2 separate regions of the Homo sapiens genome follow, and region 2 is linked to region 1. The links are chromatin loops, found by intact Hi-C in ENCODE. Cell type or tissue: K562. All regions are shown on one strand. Links, peaks and the distances in the headings refer to the core of each region. The heading gives the core; the rest is flanking DNA. Region 1 overlaps MIR3681HG (MIR3681 host gene). Region 2 overlaps MIR3681HG (MIR3681 host gene).

Region 1 (2,919 bases), core at 321-2,820:
AGCTTTCAGTGTTACCCAGGTGAGCAATGCAGCAGGCAGGCTGCAGGCTCACATGTTGACACTCAGGTTCCACATGAGTACATGAATGTGACACAGCATTTCAGAACAACAAGAAAAAACGTGAACAAAATGAAAGAAAGAACTCCAACTGTCAATTTGATACTCAGAATTTAAAAATTCCCCAAATCTTATTAGAAATCAATAAAACTATGCCTAATTAGATGTAATGCGTCTTTCTTTTGAGAATGTAGGTTCATGGTCTCGTGGAACCAGTTCCTCCTGGTTTAAACAGAGTTATTGAAATGCAGGAAGGATGCTGGATGTCTGTGCTTCTTTTTTCTGAAAGGAACCTCTCAGTCCCTGGGTGACCCTGTGCTAATGAGTCTCCACTGGTGAGTCATCTCCCGGCCTGGACTCAGAGATGCTATCAGTTTCATTGAAGTCCCCACAGTCACCTCGGCTTCTCCAGCCTGCAACAGCTACAGGAAGGCCATTAGCTCAGCCGTGTGCCCTCCCTCCCCACACCACCCCAACTTGTCCCTCCTCTAATGTAATATTTGCAGACATGCCTGGCATTCGTTCCTAAAATGTATTATTCTACACACAAACACCCTTTGATCAGCTTGACAGGAAAACCAGAAGCATCACGTACATATTTGGTTTAGCAAAGCTGTAACGGGAACAGATGTCTCTGCAAAGACTATTTCAGAATGACCCTGAATGTGTCCTCTTTTTTTTTTTTCTGTAGAGAAATTATGGCCACATTTTTAATGATTCTTTCCAACTTGGAACTCTGCTGAGAGGTATCTCATTCATTCTCAGCCAGATTCCTGGCTCCCGGGCTGCAGTCCCGTGCAGGCTATAGGTTACTTGTTTGGAAGCATTTTCAGTGAATGAGGCCAGTCTGTGTTGTCCAGCTGGCAGGAGAGCAGCTGTGGACACATGGGGGAAATTGCACGTTTCTCCCTGTCACTAAGATGAGCCTGAGTGTCTCTCTTTCCTCAGGCAGCCAAGCAAACTTTCTGCTAGACCACACAGGCCCCAGTCACACTTACCCTGGGGCCCAAAGCAAAATTTTTCAGCTGCTGACAGGAAGAGTGTTTTTCTCTCTGGTTCTGTGAAGTCTGGAACCATGTGGCAGATGAAGTGGTTGCCTCAACTGGGTCACTGTTTGCTGGTCATGGGCTTCCACTGTGGAGCCAGCCCAGGGGAGGCCCAAATGGGAGGCAGCAGGGTGGGCTGCCCATGAGAAAAATGAACTGTTGAAAGAGCTGGACCTATTTGATTTGAACATCTGCACCATATCTTCCAGGATATTCTGTCCTGTCTACATTGTTGCCATTGACATGTCTTAGGTTGAATGACGTGATGGTGATAACAGATCATGAGATTTTCCTGTGTTATTTTTATGTTATGAGTGGTTTATTGAAGTGCAGTTAATATCCTCACTTGCTCTACCCTCCTTCTCTTGAAAGAGGTGATGATCCTATCTCTGCCCTCAAACTTTCTAGGTGAGGACTCGAGGGGTTGTGTGAAATTCTGGAGACTGTGCATTTGGTGGAAAGAGTATGGAATTTGAAACTGTGTAGTTGTGGTTTCCAAGGGTGGCTTTATCTCTTACTAGTTGTACAGACTTAGGCAAGTCACTGAAATTTACTGAGCACCAGTTTCCTCATCTGGGAAATGGAGATAACTGTCTACCTGAGAGATGAAGTATTCAACAGCTTGGCATCATGCCTGGGGCTTGGTAGATAATTCCTTCCCATCAGGCCCACCCCAGAGTTATGGGGTAGAGTCAAAGAGATGGACCCGAACTCCCTCCCTGTGTGGAGGAGCTGCTGTCCTCCAGGGGCGGTCAGTCAACAGGGACTGGCTTTCAATCCAATTCAGTCTAGCAGTGGAAGCTGGACTTGTAAGATAACAGCAATTAACATGAAGGCACCTACTATGTGCTGTGTTCAGACCTGACACACATTAACTCATTCAACGTTCACAGTAATCCTGCGAAGCAGGTCCTCTTATTATCCTTGTTTTACATGTAGAGGAACAGAATCTCAGAGCCGTAACAACTGGCTCAAGTCCACATGATCAGTAAGCAGAAGGGCTCAGCATCCAACTCAGACAGGCTGCCTCCAGAGACCAAGCTCATAACTACAATACTAACTGTCTCTGCTAAAATAATCTCTAAAACAATCTCAGACTTCAATTATCATTGCAGAATGCATTACATTCCAGGGTGATCACCTGCTACACATAACAGATCTTGACCCTTCACCCAACTGTTCAGGACATGTAGTAGGTCCTGCCCTCTGACCTCTCTTTCCAGCATGTACCCAGGGAATATATGCCTTGTTGCTGAAGCTGCAGGATGAAGGCGGTCCCACACTTCAATTTGGCTAGAAGACAGTTCTAAAAAATGAGGGAATGGCATAGCTTGGATTCACAAGTGTTTTTTTTTTTCTTCTTCTTTTTAATGCTATGCAGTTTTCCTCTCCAAATCTTGCACCAAGAGCTGTAATTATAAGATGATCATCATCATCCAAAAAAAAAAAAAAAAAAAAAAGAATAGAAGGTACTACACCTACAAACATTTAATTGTCCATGTAAATTAAGAGTTGTGAAATGACTTCAATGACTTCTACCTCTGCCTGGTGCACATTTCCCTACGTATATTTTCAAGAGAGAAGTTGAATGCCCTCCATAGAGAAATTCTCCTCTAATTTTATGAGCTAAAGGGGGAATTAGGGTGTGTTTTTCTCAGAAGCGATTTGGCTTTCTGCCTCCACCTTCTGCCAGACCCCAATTTCTGAACTTAGCCATGCCCCAGTTCTGATAGTTTGAGGAATGTGACTGTATGTGTGTGCAAATGTGTGTGTGTCTGTGTGGTTTAAAAAGTAATGATGGGATTCAATATAGAGC
Region 2 (2,919 bases), core at 293-2,792, 99 kb after region 1:
GAGTTCTCTTCTCCCCTTCTTTTCCGCCATTTTGTCTTCTTGGAATGAGTTCCGGCTGTTTTCCTTGCATGTGAATAATGATACTTTCTTTTCTCATATCCAAGACCCTTATTTTTTTTACCCCTCATGTGACCCCTCTTCTGTGGATTAATTATTTAGAGTTTGCTATGATGTGAATGTATGTGTCCTCCCAAAATTTATAGTTGGAAATCAAGACCCGATGTAATAGTATTAAGAGGTGGAGCATTTCAGAGTTGATTTCAAGTCATGTGGGCTCTACCCTCATGAGTGGGATTAATGCCTTTATAAAAGGGCTCCAGGGAACTATCTAGGTCCCTTCTGCCCTTCCATCCCTTCTGCCATGTAAAGACACAGCAAGAGGTGTCATCCTCAGTGCAGAGAACAGCCCTCACCAGACACAGAATCTGCTGTCACCTTGATCTTGGACTTCCAGCCTCCAGAACTGTGAGAAATAAATTTCTGTTCTTTAGAAATTAACCAGTTTCAGGTATAACAAACTTACATGAGATCACAGGGCATTAGTTAAAGAACTTGTGTGTGAGCCTCAGAATAAATAACAAATTTCATAAAATTGAGCACTGTTTTCCAAACACAGTATTTGCTGTATTATGTGTGTTAATGCTTAAGGCAAGTTTTGTGGAGCCTACTCATCATCTCTAAGCCCACAAAAGACATAAAGGTTGGAAAAACTATGCCTGGTTACACCGCATTTTAAATTGAGGTCTTGCCACCGAGACACTGTCTCTAAAATTGGTCCCATACGGTCCCGGCTATATGGTACAAGGACAAAAAAATGAGATTTGAGATCAGCTTGTCTTGAGCAGTTTTTTACTTCTTTGCTCTTTATCATTAGGCAATTTGTTTAGCTTCTTATGCCTATGAAGAGCTTGGCATAGAATGGAAGCTCGGGAAGTGGTAATTTCCTTCCACAGTTTATCTGACAGTCCTTTCTACAGGGATGATGCACATAGTGACCTGACAGTTCCCATCGGTATCCCACCATATCTCTTCCATTCCTTGCAAAAGGGCAGCTACACCTTGAGTCCTTTTCTGAATGAGGGACTGATGTGAACTGTCCAACTTACTCACCAATAAAGACTGCCAGAGATAGACTTCCTTGCCTATGTAGAAAAAAAGTAAACCGAGGAAAATGGGCAGAAAAGAAACCTCTTGACGTTTGTTTGAAATTAACCCACTTGGGTGACCACAGTAATGAACTACTTCTCCCACACATACTGGTGCCTAGTTTCACTGGATTGGCAGCTTTGATCCGGAAATCCCAGGTGCCTGAGTGAGGACAGAGCTATGAAAATTCAAGCGGGATGACATTTTCCAAGGAGAGTTGGATTAGTGCAGGGGAAAATGCTGCCAAGCTGAAAACCTTTTAGTATGGAGGAACGAGAAACTGCATAAGCAACATCATACCTGCAACATGAGTTTATTCACAGTGAAGAGCTGGTGACCTTTGTGTGAAGGAAACTTGGGCTCCGCAGCCGACGTTTTCCTGTGTCTAATGCTAATGTTCCCCTTCTAATGCAAAACCAGCTGCAAAACTCATCTGCACTCTTCTCATGCTTTTCTTCTCCTTCCTGCTCTGGTTATTTTTTTTCCGGGCACACTTCTTACACTGTCAGAACTTAATATTATTTTACAACCCTGAGCCAAACCTTGGGAGCTTGAAGAATAGCTGAGAGGCAGACACACAAGCATGAACTGACCCCCTTTTAACACACACGTGGCTCTTAAGATAGGGGAAAAAGAAACCCAGGACTCTGCTGGTGTTGTGGGAAATGGTTTGTCCTTATCTGAACTCAGTTTGTGTTGGTTGGGGGCTTCTTAAGGAACTCCCTTTGCTGAGTCACTCTCTCAAGGACATTCTGAGGGTGATAAACTCAGAGCATGTGAGATACAGGACTACAGGACAGGAAAAAAAGGACTCTGCTAAGGCCATGAAGCCCAGGAACTTTCTCCACATTCTCTAATCTTTACACAGTCCTAAAGGGTGAGTAGCATTAATCCCATTTGTGTAGATGAGAAAGTGGGTTCAGAAAGTTTTACTGCTCTAGTGTCACAGACTTAGCAATGATAAAGTCCAGGATTTGTATCTAGATTTACTTACCTTCAATACCATGATGGCAATAATGGCCATTTACTGAGCATCGAACATGTCCCACATACTCTAAGGACTTCATGTCTATTTCTCTCATTATTCTTTGTAATTCTATCATCATACCAATTTTAAGGTTAAAAAAAAACATCCTTAGTGAGGTTTTATTACTTGTTCATGTCTATCTGGGATGAGACTTTATATGATAAAGAAAAAGCGCAAAGCAAATGAGAGCTAAATGTTCCTCTTGCCCATGCCACAGGTGTTCCAATAGCACAATCTTCAATTACTAGCTTTGATCTTGAAGAATTTCATAATAAGAACCTAATAATTAGGATGCAATTGAGGTGCAATTCTAAGCACTTTCAGATCATCAGCAATCCTTCTGCCAACAAAAGATTGTGGTGTGGGGCTAACGGACACTTTACAGTTATCAAAGGATCACACCCAAGACAGACGGATTTTTCTAATTGTAATTGTCCCTCTTGTCACACCTCACTCACCCAGCTTCAAGGAGTGAATGCATGAAAGCTGCTGAGAAGGTGAATAATTATTCCAGGGGACATGTATGCAGTTTCAGTACGTTTGAGTTCAGCTCACATTTATTGAGAGTGAATCACCGAATTACTGGACCATAGGCATTGTGTCTGAATGTTTCCAAAAATAATTATTTAGTATTCACAATTATTTATGGTAGGTATTATTGTTCCCCTCTTTTCTGATAAGAAAACCTATCCCAGTGAGGTATAGGCCATAAAAAGATCAAGCAGCAGAAGAATTTGAACTTAGGC

The links. A loop is a pair of places that touch in the nucleus more often than their neighbours do. Peaks named below come from ENCODE experiments on the same cell type or tissue, not always from the same donor. Only the 100,000 strongest peaks of a DNase experiment are listed, where the experiment ranks them.
Region 2: it touches region 1 in a loop (4-fold over the local background); 2 of 110 quality-filtered maps call a loop at or near these places.

Annotation. Positions count from the first base shown.
Region 1 is chr2:12,176,774-12,179,692 of GRCh38, forward strand. All of the region lies in intron 3 of MIR3681HG (MIR3681 host gene), which reads left to right. Among named protein-coding and RNA genes, the nearest start is that of MIR3681, 21 kb to the right of the region's middle. In K562, for the core only: a CTCF peak has its summit at 1,833; DNase peaks (open chromatin) are centred at 408, 1,008 and 1,738.
Region 2 is chr2:12,275,851-12,278,769 of GRCh38, forward strand. All of the region lies in intron 3 of MIR3681HG (MIR3681 host gene), which reads left to right. Among named protein-coding and RNA genes, the nearest start is that of MIR3681, 78 kb to the left of the region's middle. RefSeq lists an enhancer at 1,806-1,950 and a cis regulatory region at 1,873-1,883. In K562, for the core only: no CTCF peak of the experiment used is centred there; DNase peaks (open chromatin) are centred at 1,821 and 2,593; H3K4me3 peaks cover 1,914 bases.